Regions from separate parts of the Homo sapiens genome. Here all the other regions are linked to region 1. A link is a contact called in ENCODE Hi-C or POLR2A ChIA-PET data. All regions are on one chromosome and are shown on one strand. Each heading gives the region's core, a stretch centred on a gene start or an enhancer-like site at or near the end of the contact. The rest is flanking DNA. Distances are from core to core; before and after follow the strand shown. Region 1 overlaps ITPKB (inositol-trisphosphate 3-kinase B). Region 2 has its middle 37 kb from the start of PARP1. Region 3 has its middle 60 kb from the start of ITPKB.

Evidence for each region. Hi-C counts contacts between places; a loop is a spot of excess contacts on that map. ChIA-PET counts read pairs that join two places held with the same protein, here RNA polymerase II (POLR2A). Pooled maps may share reads with other maps.
Region 2: a loop to region 1 is called in a pooled map, with 2.5 times the contacts of the local background. The contact joins two enhancer-like sites. A Hi-C loop is called at or near these places in 4 of 50 pooled maps. POLR2A ChIA-PET finds 5 or more read pairs at or near these places in 2 of 52 experiments (SK-N-SH and T-cell).
Region 3: a loop to region 1 is called in a pooled map, with 2.8 times the contacts of the local background. The contact joins two enhancer-like sites. A Hi-C loop is called at or near these places in 1 of 37 single-sample maps with no recorded cell type and 6 of 50 pooled maps. POLR2A ChIA-PET finds 5 or more read pairs at or near these places in 7 of 52 experiments (CD4-positive, alpha-beta T cell, CD4-positive, alpha-beta memory T cell, CD8-positive, alpha-beta T cell and 3 more).

The regions. Positions count from the first base shown.
Region 1 is chr1:226,641,707-226,645,471 of GRCh38, forward strand. It overlaps ITPKB (inositol-trisphosphate 3-kinase B), which reads right to left. Exons shown (of 8, transcript NM_002221.4): 5 at 215-419. Among named protein-coding and RNA genes, the nearest start is that of ITPKB-IT1, 31 kb to the right of the region's middle. RefSeq lists enhancers at 740-1,407, 1,672-1,731, 1,842-1,921, 2,532-2,631, 2,742-3,407 and silencers at 1,462-1,756, 2,760-2,982. Within about 2 kb of position 1,590, at least 18 of the 41 ENCODE cell types and tissues checked have a DNase peak (open chromatin) inside an H3K27ac peak, as active enhancers do; they include CD4-positive, alpha-beta T cell and CD8-positive, alpha-beta T cell, where a contact is called at or near this core.
Region 2 is chr1:226,443,200-226,446,964 of GRCh38, forward strand. It overlaps the pseudogene RN7SKP165. Among named protein-coding and RNA genes, the nearest start is that of PARP1, 37 kb to the left of the region's middle. Within about 2 kb of position 1,917, at least 3 of the 41 ENCODE cell types and tissues checked have a DNase peak (open chromatin) inside an H3K27ac peak, as active enhancers do.
Region 3 is chr1:226,797,107-226,800,871 of GRCh38, forward strand. No RefSeq gene overlaps it. Among named protein-coding and RNA genes, the nearest start is that of ITPKB, 60 kb to the left of the region's middle. RefSeq lists an enhancer at 2,202-2,251. Within about 2 kb of position 1,970, at least 11 of the 41 ENCODE cell types and tissues checked have a DNase peak (open chromatin) inside an H3K27ac peak, as active enhancers do; they include CD4-positive, alpha-beta T cell and CD8-positive, alpha-beta T cell, where a contact is called at or near this core.

The DNA.
Region 1 (3,765 bases), core at 340-2,839:
GAAGCCACTCTGCTCTGAGGCCTGAGCCCCCTACACAGCCATCCCGCCTGAGGAATAGGCTGATGTCTCCAAATGTCTGGCCTTGGGGCGGGCCACCCACATTCTGAGCCTGTGCCTGGAGAAGCTTACAGCTTCCAAAGGGCGCTGAGAGAAGCCAAGCCCCCTGAGGTGGGCACGGGTGGGGCCCGAGGCTGCCCTCACTCGCCGGCCTCACCTTGATTCCCTCGATCCTGAACCCCAGGGTGGCCGTGGAGCTGATGGTCTCCCGCCACTGCATGTACCGTGGCTTGGTCACAGCCCGCTGTGCTTTTTCCTCCTCGGTGGGGGCCTCGGGGTCCACCTCGATCATCTTCTGGTACATGTCCTTCCGCAGGCTGGGCTTCTTCCGGGCCTTCGTGAGCTCCTCCTCCAGGTAGGTCCTACGTGGGAGGGAAGGCGACATGAGGGCCGAGGCCTGGGGCAGGGCTCACCAGCAGCTCCTTTCCTGCCTGGTGGATGAAGGTTTGGGGCGTGTGTTGCCCAACAGCTGCAGTCAGCTCAGTGCCCTGAGTCAAGGCACGTCTTTCCGAGGGGACGGCAGACTCTGTTCCAGCTGGGGCTGGCTCTAATTTTTCTTTTCTTTTTTTTTTAGACAATTTTTTTAGTAGATAAGGGAGTCTCGCTATGTTGCCCCGGCTGGTCTCAAACTTCTAGCCTCAAGTGATCCTCCCACCTTGGCCTCCCAAAGTGCTGGGATTACAGGTGTGCACCACCACCCAGCCTGGGGTTGGCTCTTGATCCAGGAGAAAAGGTGCAGCCTCACTGAATCGGACTGCCTTCACTTTCACTCCAAGCCCATCGGCTGGCCTCACAAAGCCCAAGGAGCTCCTCCTCGGGAGACCCCCACAGGAACCAGCAGAAGAAGGAAGACGGAGGCAGGGCAGCAGGGGGTGTCGGGGGTGGCTGGTCCTGATCCTGCTGCTACGGTGGAGCTAAGAGAGGGGACTGGGGGCAGGGTCTACTCAGGGCCCCACTAGATCCCCTTGGCTGCCTCGGCCCTTCCATAAAGCGAGGGCTTCCAAAGCCAGAACCTGTCCTGGTGGGAGAAGTGGTCTGTCCTCAAGTCCCCATCTCTGCTGCTCTCAGGCAGCCTGAAGGCTGAGCCTGCCCATAAGTGTCTCTGGCTCTTTCCAAAGAGGTGAAATCTTCTGGAGCACAAAGTTCAGGTCAGAAAGTGGCCTTGGAAGGGGTCCCAGTGTGGATGGAGAAGGCCGTATTGTGGGGGAAAGGCAGGGGGCTCCCTCAGCCTCTGCTCATCCCAGAGACATGCCTGGTGCACCCCACCCCATCGACACCAGGCCTCCTCATAGGTGAGCCCCCAGTCCAAAAAGCCTGAGAAAATGCTTCCAACTCAACTGCCTCACGGCCCTGGCCTCCACACGAGCAGCTCCAGCTGAACTGGCGGGGACCACCTAGACACTGGGGAAGGTAACAGGGGCAGGGACAGCAGAGCACTTGAGCAGCCGGGGGCTGAATCGCTGGCCCTGAGCTGCCGGGACACGCCACCTCCCCCAGCACACAGCTCTGCGCTTCTACCTTCTCCAGAGCAGAGGTGGGGTGAGTCATCCCACCCCCGCTCCTCTGCTCTCCTTTTAGAGCCCCAGTCTCCCTACACAACAGGCTCAGAGGCTGCCCACAGCCCTTGAGGAGGCAGAAATCAGCAGTGTCAGTTGCAGGATGGGGAAGTTTTCTCCCCTTTGCCCTGTGTGGGCGGGAGCTGCCCACAGAGGCCCCGCCCGCCTGCCCTCCACCTGGCCCTCCACTCTTCCTGCATCTGTCTCCCAGGCCTTGTTCCAACACTGCCCACCAACTTCTCCAAGTTGCTGGTTTGGGACCCAGAACAGACTAAACAAAAACTACAGCCTCTTAAAAATGACAGGCTTTAGAAACCACTGTATTAATTGAAATTTGCACGGAAAGAAAAGGGAAGAAAAAAACAAATCCTTTGGGTGTGAACTTAGGCCTGGCTGGTTAGGACCTTCCAGGAGGTGATGAGGGCTGGAGGGGGAAGTCAGTAGCTTTGGGTTGGGCCCTTGCATGCACACACAACCATGTGCGCACATACACACACATGTGCTCATGCACACACATGCACATAAACGCGGACTCCTGTGCACCACTGCACACACACAGGTGCACCCATGCAGGACACGCACAGAGCACACCCCTCACATGCAGAGCCAGGTCAGTGGTGACGGGGGCATTGAGGCAGGGGCTGCGTGTGCATCCATGTGTGTACTGTGTAGAAAAGGGGCAGCCAGGCTGTGGGAGGGACTCCTGAGGGCGCTGTAGGGGACCGCATGGTGGGTGGCTGCACTTCTGCAAAGAGCTCTCAGCACCCCCTTAAACAGGAAGCAGACCTCAATGTGAAATCCCTTTTCACATGGCCTTTCTCCAAAAAGGGCCCCCGTGGCTCAAAGCGGGCAGTCACTCACTGCCCAGGAGAGGAAAGAGGCTGGGGGGAGATGTCCACAGGGGGTGCCAGCTGGATGGTGGGGCGGGATGCCCACAGGAAGGTGAGGCTCAGCCCCTCCCCACACTCCCCTGCCTGCCCGAGACAAAGTCGAAGCTCCAAGCCATGCAGGGAAGCAGAGACCTGCTCGCCCACTCACAGGACGCTGGGGGAGGAGGGGACTCAAGATCAGGTGGAGGAAGTGCTCCTTTGAGACAGGCCAGCCCAGGGAGCCAACAGGTGGCAGGCGAAAGCCACCCAGAGCTCCTAGGTGCTAGGGGCGGGCTCTCACCTGCACTCCCCAGGCCCCTGGTCCCAATGTCAGGAAGACAGTGTTGACTCTCCAGGACAAGTCACAAATCTCAGAGCATGCCCCAGAGCCACTGAGCACATGTCGGCGGGAGCCAGAGTCCCAAGAAGCCCCGACGTGCAGACGCCACCAGCAACTGCATCACATTCTCCTTAGTGCCACCCTTCTGCCCCCGCCATGCCCAGCATTGTTTGGTGACCGGCCCTTCCCTTTCTCTGTGACATGTCTCAAACTCTCTTGCCCTGGGACTCAGCATGTGAGGTAACCCTGGGCTCCAGCCTCCTCACCCTGTCATGGAAAGGCCACATTCTAGAGGTGACCATGAGCAGCCAGTCTTGGGAGAGGCCCTGCAGCCAAGGGTTCTGGATGAACGCATTTGGGGGAAGGCACAGTCCATGGCCCAAATGGAACTAGCCTGGCACCCCAGGGAAATGCCATGGAAGCTGGGTCCCACACAGCCCCCTTGGGAAGGGCTGGGCTGCAGCTGGGGGCCTGATTTGCAGTCAAGCAAGCCTGGTGCAGAACTGCACCAAGCTGCTGCCTGGCTGGGTGGCCCTGATGAGTCACTGAACCTCCTGGTGACAGAACCCTCCTGCTTACACTGGAACATGACCCATCTCCCAGAATGGCGGTGAGAACGCAATGGGATAAATAATGGAAGCATCTAGCATAGCCCTTGGAACAAGAAGGGTCCTTAGGATTTGTGTGCAGGAAAGATCGGGCTGGGTGCACCCTGCTTCTGGGGAGACCTTCCTCTTCCCCTCCACACATACTCCTCTCTCATCCTCTTCCCTCTGCCTGCCAAGATGGGTTACATGGGTACCAGCCACGGTCACTCTAGATCTCTCTTGAGAGCACTAGGGTGCAATCAGAGAGAAGCTGCGGAAGTCAAGCGGCTGGGTGGGGGCAGCCCTGGGGCAGGAAGCGGGGCTCCTGTCCCCAGCAGGAGCAGGCAGGTTCTGGG
Region 2 (3,765 bases), core at 667-3,166, 200 kb before region 1:
CTGACGCAGCCATTGACTGGGTTTGACCCAGGAGCTCTGAGGGGCCCTGAGAGCTCACAATCTGGCAGGGGAGGGTGGAACGGATGAGAGGTTGTTGCTTTTGCTCGGCTAATGTGGGAGTCCACATTAGTCCGAGGCTATTCCCAGGGCCACAGAATCTACTTTACCCACTGCCCTCATCTTTGGTAAAATGCCTCTCCCAACTGAAGAATAAACACACTTACTTTCTCACTTACTCTTTATTTTTAATTTTTTTTTTTTTTTTTTTTTGTAGAGAAGGGTGTCTCATTATGCTGCCCAGGATGGTCTCAAACTCCTGACCTCGACTTCCCAAAGTGTTGGGATTACAGGCATGAGTCACTGCACTCAGTCACTCTCTCACTCTAAGAACCTCCTTGCTCAACTAAATTTCTTTCTTTTGATGCCAGGAAGTCATAGGCTGGGAGCTGGCATCAGACTTGCTCTGGAATCTATTTTTATTACCTATGTATCACTATGTGAGTCAATGACTTTGCCTGCTGAGCATCAATCACAAAGAAACCGCTTTTCCCAGTCAGAGTTCTGGGTGGCGATCTGGGGGACAAAGGCAAGGAGAGGAAAACTTGGGAGGTTTTCTAGGTGTTAGTTCTGCCCTGGGGTCACACAGCAAGTTGCCTTCCTTTCCATGTGTTCTCTGTCTGTGTCTTCTCTTCTCCAGCCTTTCTGCTTCTTTAGCAGAAGACATCTGGCCGAATGTCACGGAAAGTGTTTCATTCAATGCATTTAAGAAATGAGATCAAAGTTTCTTTCTATAATTGGCTTACACACACTGTTGAGTCAGCTTTGCTTTTCCCTGTCTTTCCCCGTTTTATTTTTTTAATTTTTTTTGAGATAGGGTCTTCCTCTGTCACCCAGGCTGGAGCGCAGTGGCTCAATCACAGCTCATTACAGACTCGACCTCCTGGGCTCAAGAGATCCTCCCGCCTTGGCCTCCCAAATGTGCTGGGATTACAGTTGTGAGCCACTGTCCAGGCCTCCTCTGTTTTATTTATGCAAGTATTTCAAAGGTATTTCAGGGAATATTCGCACCTTATGACTTTGTTCTTCAGAGAAAGTTAAAGAGTCTTATCTGGGAAAGATGAGGCAGGAATCCAGGAGGGAGGGAGAGATGAGGTTCTGGGTGCCTCTGGAGCTGGCTTTGGCCAGTTTTTTAGAAGAATGTAATTCTTGCCCCCTCTCTTCAACCCAATGCCTGTCCCCGTCTCACCAGCACATTTACTGGAGGGACAATCTAATCCCAATGGCCAAGCCATTCTGTGCAAAACTCTTAAGCTCTTCCCAGCACCAGTCTTATTTTATTACCTTTTTCTTTTCTTTTTTTTTTAAACTCACACCAAAAGCCACATTCAAAGCACCAGTCTTATTAGCTCACCTTTTCTCTCTTTCTCCTTTCTCTTGTGGTTGGAGAGGCTTTATGGATGGGAAGGACTGAAGTGAGTTAGCTAACTAGAGATTTATTTGGTTTTGAGGGACCTTGTTCCACCTATTTTGGTTCAGAGTCTAGTCAAATAACTTTATTAAAGAAGATAAGCTTGTTGTGTTCCGTCTTAGGATACCAAACCAACATGCCTGTCTCTTCAAATGTTCCTCAAATGAGGTAGTGCTTCAGTTAGGTTGCCCGTGGCTGCAAGCAATGAAAAATACAGCTCTGCTCACTTAAACGATAAAGACAGCTATTGTCCTGTGAGGCAGTCAAGGTGCTTGGCCCCCTAAATCACTGACATGAGGCAGATTGACTAATAGGAGAGAAGACATATGAATTTGTTTAACATGTATACACAGGAAGCTTCAGAATGAAGACCCAATCCCCTAGTGGGGTGCAGAAGCTTATGCACCACCTTGAGGTTGCAGAGAGAATGTGGGCTCAGAGCATGGCCCCAGACAGGTTTCAGTGGCAACACAGGTTGTGGGAGGAAGAAAGGAAGTGGCTTGGCTAGCAAAGGCAGTCCTGTTGTGTAGATGAAACCTCACGGGGAGCAACCCTCAGAAAGAGCAGATGGCGGATGCTTCTTTTCAGACCTGCAGGTGTCAGAATCTCAGTTAATCTTTCCAGACAAGGGAAGGGCTGGCTGCATTAATGCAGAGTCTCTACAGATCTACAGGTGCAAATTTCTCCCGCAAAAGACAACCTTACAGGCCACTTCAGAATATGTCAAAGAAATCTGTTTTGGGGTAAAGTATTAATATTTTGATTTCCTTCACCTGCATACTCAAGTCCTGAGGGGAGGTGGACGACAGGATGGACACCACACAGGCCTCTGGATCTCTTTCTCTGTCAGCCTCTCCCCCAGCCTCCTCTGGGCACACACTTCATCTTCAGGGCTGGTGCAAGATGGCAGCCCCAGTTCAGCCTCAGTGAGAAGGAGAATGTTCACAGGAAAAAAGTGCAAGTAGAAAATAAAATCCTAAGGCCCTCAACCAAATGAACAGACCCCATTTTGGCCAAGGGGATCCCAGATAAACCTTAAAAACAGTGCCCAGCTGTGACAGGACAGGAGGTCAGACAAGCCTCATTACACCCCCTCCCTTTTGCGGTTTAGACGCAACAACTGACCAGCATTAATGATAAAATAGAGATTACAAGACAGACAGAAGAGGCTCTTTTTGGCAATAAGATACCAAATTATACATAGGACCTAAGGCCATGCCAGGTAAGGGTTAAGCGTGCACAGTTTATTAAAGAATAAACTATGTTCTCAGATGTGAGGGTGATCTGGCTGCGACACCTGTCACCCCATGGATCATCAGGGTTGATTCGGCTGATCCGGCTGGCTAGGTGGGTATCCCCTTCCTCCCTCTCTCTCCAAGTACGTCCCTCCCAAAGCTGCGCACTCAAAGAGGATGACCATCCCCGATGGAGGAGGACCCAGCTTTGGTCAAGGATGTATGAGTAGCCATGCTCCCCTGCTAGAACCTCCAAACAAGCTCTCAAGAATAAGCTATGTTCTGTCATAAGGTTTTTCTTTTTTTCTAGCAGCTGAACAAGCAATGGCCTCAAGATAAGCAAGATGAAAATAATCATAGCTCCCCGCCAGATGCTGACTGACCCTCTTCCTCCAGCCACAACTACAGCTTTGACTGGACAAGAAACTGATGGCTGTGACTTTCTCTTGATAAGAGACCACTGACCATGAGCTGGTTCTAGCTGGTTTACAGAGCTTGTGCACTTGAGTGCCCCCATATCTCTGCTTCACCTTTTGATATATAGGGCCCAACTGTAATACATTTACGTGTTAAGTCTCTGCCTCTAAATGAACATGGGTCATATGTAACATGCATTTTTATTCAGTATGCAGGTGTTCATGAACCACCTTCATGAATATTCATAGCTCCTCCTATCATCTGTTGAATATATATACTTGGCCAACCCATTCAACATAAATCCCTATTTCACCCTCCCCTCTTGAAGTGCCTACTTTCAGGGTCTGCTGGAGGCTACAGTTCCCAGCCTGTGGGATGGCCAGTCTACAGGTTGTGACCCCTATTATAAGAAATAAAGGCTCCTTTTCTAAATGTATAAATCTCAGGATTTTTTTCAGTTGATAAAATTGAGGCTAACTTCCTAAGAGCCATGCACCTCATTGGCTTGTATGAGCATGATAGCTGAACTAAACTGGAGTTCTGTCAGGAGTGGGGAATGCAAAATGGGTGTTGGGTAGGCGACCAGCAATGTCCACCAGAGATGGGCTCCAGATCCTTCTCATTCTTGGTTGCCCTTGCGAAAAT
Region 3 (3,765 bases), core at 720-3,219, 160 kb after region 1:
TGCTGCCATTACAGACGTGAGCCACCACGCCCAGCCAATTTTTGTATTTTTAATAGAGACAGGGTTTCGCCATGTTGGCCAGGCTGGTCTTGAACTCCTGATATCAGGTGATCCATGCACCTCAGCTTCCCAAAGTGCTGGGATTACATGCGTGAGCCACCGTTCCCAGCCTGACTGATTCTTAAATGACAGCAGCTTTCAGTGGAATCCTGTTCAGCCTCCACATGTGCTCTTGGAAAGTATTCACCCAACCGGAACACCACAAGACGTCTTGGAGTTTCCAGGGCAGTCCTGATTTTGAATCTTTGAATCTCACTGTCTAACCATCATCATGGAAAACTTTCTCACTGCCTTAAGGCCTCCATTTCTCCATCTGCAAAGTGGGAGGAATAGCTGGGCACTTTGTATACAGACAACTGGGAAGAGAGGACAAATCAGGGCACATTGAAACCTTCAGTGGCTGAGGGGACACAGGAGGAAGATGCGTGGTGGAGAGAAGGAGGAGGTAATGGGTCCTGTCTCTCCTGATCTTCACAAGGAGGAGGTAATAGGTCCTGTCTCTCCTGATCTTCACAAGGAGGAGGTAATGGGTCCTGTCTCTCCTGATCTTCACAAGGAGGAGGTAATGGGTCCTGTCTCTCCTGATCTTCACAAGGAGGAGGTAATGGGTCCTGTCTCTCTTGATCTTCACAAGGAGGAGGTAATGGGTCCTGTCTCTCCTGATCTTCACAAGGAGGTAATGGGACCTGTCTCTCCTGATCTTCACAAGGAGGAGGTAATGGGTCCTGTCTCTCCTGATCTTCACGAGGAGGTAATGGGTCCTGTCTCTCCTGATCTTCACAAGGAGGAGGTAATGGGTCCTGTCTCTCCTGATCTTCACAAGGAGGAGGTAATGGGTCCTGTCTCTCCTGATCTTCACAAGGAGGAGGTAATGGGTCCTGTCTCTCCTGATCTTCACAAGGAGGAGGTAATGGGTCCTGTCTCTCCTGATCTTCACAAGGAGGAGGTAATGGGTCCTGTCTCTCTTGATCTTCACAAGGAGGAGGTAATGGGTCCTGTCTCTCCTGATCTTCACAAGGAGGTAATGGGACCTGTCTCTCCTGATCTTCACAAGGAGGAGGTAATGGGTCCTGTCTCTCCTGATCTTCACGAGGAGGTAATGGGTCCTGTCTCTCCTGATCTTCACAAGGAGGAGGTAATGGGTCCTGTCTCTCCTGATCTTCACAAGGAGGAGGTAATGGGTCCTGTCTCTCCTGATCTTCACAAGGAGGAGGTAATGGGTCCTGTCTCTCCTGATCTTCACAAGTGAACCGAGTTTACCACAGGAACTGTGAGCAGTTGGGGCCTACTGCTCTGGGGAGAGCGCCTCTCACCAGTGTGGCCCTTATCTGTTTGCAAGAGCCGCCTCCTTCCTGGGCCCCAGCCACCTGTGGTTGACTGAAGCTCTCAAATGAAGTTTGACCCAACCACACAACACCCAACCTGAACACCACAATAGGTCTTGGATTTTCCAGGGCAGTCCTGATTTTGAATCTTTATCTCACTGTCTAAAAATGGTATGTTCCAGTTCAGGGCCCAAAAACCTGATCAGCTGCACACTGGGAGTCCTAGGTGAGAGGTTAAAGTGGAGACCTTGCCTTGTTTCTCACTGGCACCCCAGGCTCCCGCCTCTGAACTGTGCCACATGGGAGCACCTCTCCTGCTGCTCCTCCGTTTCCTGAGCCTGGCGCCTGCCCTCCCACTGTCCCAGGACTCATCTGACCGTCATGCCAATGGCGGGCTCACTGGGGTCTCGGGGAGATCAGGCCTTCACTGTCTAATTCATCAGGGACTAGCAGTGGGATGTGGGTTGGGGATGTTTTGGGGTGGACGGGTCTTTTGATGGGTGGCACTCAGGTCATGTCAGAACAGGGGCTGAAGGCAGGTAGAGGCAGGAGAAGCCCCGCTTCCCTCGGCATCCTGCGTGGGTGAACAGAAACAGGAAGCAGAGGAGTGTGACGGGGTTGGAGACACCAGAGCACAGTGTGATGTGATGGCTGCTCTGCGGCTCGTCAATACTGAATCTTCCAAGGGGGCCATTTCCTCATCTATACAAAGGGCCCGTAACTGGACAGGATGTGTGCTGAGTGGCTGCCCAGCTGCGGCTCCTCTCCGAGAACACCAGCCCCTGGCAGTTTCCTGAACGCAGTGACCCCGCTGCGTACCTGTGACCCCACCCCTGACCAGGCCTGGGAGCCTCTTCTGTCTGAGGCAGCCCTGTGGGAGCTGGCAGGAGGAGAGACACATGGAGGGGACTTCTGCGGCTGAGGGACAGCCAGGAGAAGGGCAGTGGGGAAACTTGTGAGTAAGCAGAAGCCACGAGGCAGGGCGAAGGCGCGTGAAGACAGAGCCGCAGGGGCACAAGGAGCAGCTGCAGACGCTGCAGGGTCCCTGGGAAACTGAGTCACGCCTTGGGCACAGTCACTCCGTGGGGCACAGCGTGGGCACTGCTTCTGAAGGCACACCTGCTGCTGTGGGATCCTGAACAACACTCCAGTTCTCCTGAAGATCTGATTGTCTTGATGCCAAACTGATTTCCAGTGTTGCTTTACTTCTAGTTTATCCCTACAATTGTGCTCCCCGGCCTGTGGGGACCAGCATTGATCTCTGTCCCTTGCAACCTGAGACAGTCAACAACTGGTCTCAGTGGTTCATCTGAACCCACTTTACAGAGGAGAAAATAGAGTCATAGAGGTCTGTGTCCAAGGTTGTGGCTGGTAAGTGCTGGAGCCAGGATTGATTCCAGCTTCTTTCCCACTATACCCAGGTATTATTGCTGAAAAAAAGGGAAACCTAGAATGTTATGCCTACAGGGTAGGCGTGAGCTCCCGCCATGGCCGGAGTTCCAGCTGTGTCCTGGTTCTCATCACCCAGACACGCTTTGAACCTGAAGGTGGAAAGTGGAAAAATGCCAAACTGGTTTGAGAAGAAAGGGGGAGAACGTCAAGTGGAAAATATTCTGTTCTCTGCCTCATCATTAGAAGAAAGGAAAGGGGTGTGTGTCTCATTTTTCTTAACAAAAGCAACACAGGAAGAAAACTGTTTATTAAACCAGGCATAGTGGCTCAGGCCTACAAACCCAGCACTTTCGGAGGCCGACGCGGGTGGATCGCTTGAGCCCAGGAGTTCGGGACAAGCCTGAGCAACATGGTGAAACTCTGTCTCTACAAAAAAACTAAAAAATTAGCTGGGCAGGATGCTGTGTGTCTGTGGTCCCAGCTACCCAAGAGGCTGAGGTGGGAGGATTATTTTGAGCCCAGGAGGTTGAGGCTGCAGTGAGCTATGATCACACCACTGCACTCCAGCCTGGGTGACAGAGACTTTGTCTCAAAAAAAATTTTTTTAAAAAGAAAAAGAAAAAGAAAACTTTAAGACACTGCATACTTTAGCAAGTAAGCAAAGATGCAGAGACACTCATTTTGGCTCTAAAGCTCTTAAGAAATCTTTGCAAAAGAAGAAGAAAAAAAAAGGTAATCAAAAGCCTTTTTTTTTTTTTTTTTTTTTAAAGAAACCTGAAATGGTTCAGGTGACTTGAGGGCATGTTTGGGCAATTTTGTTTTACTTGAGGTCATATAGATAGCTATAATAAGCTGTCAGCTTATTCTACCTGTACCTTGGAAGTGGCCAGTCAGGAAGGAGGTGAACATTATGGGTCTTTCAAGGATTCTAGGGGCCCTGTCTGATCCCCCACTGGCTCCATTCTTGCCAACCTCTCCTAAACACTCT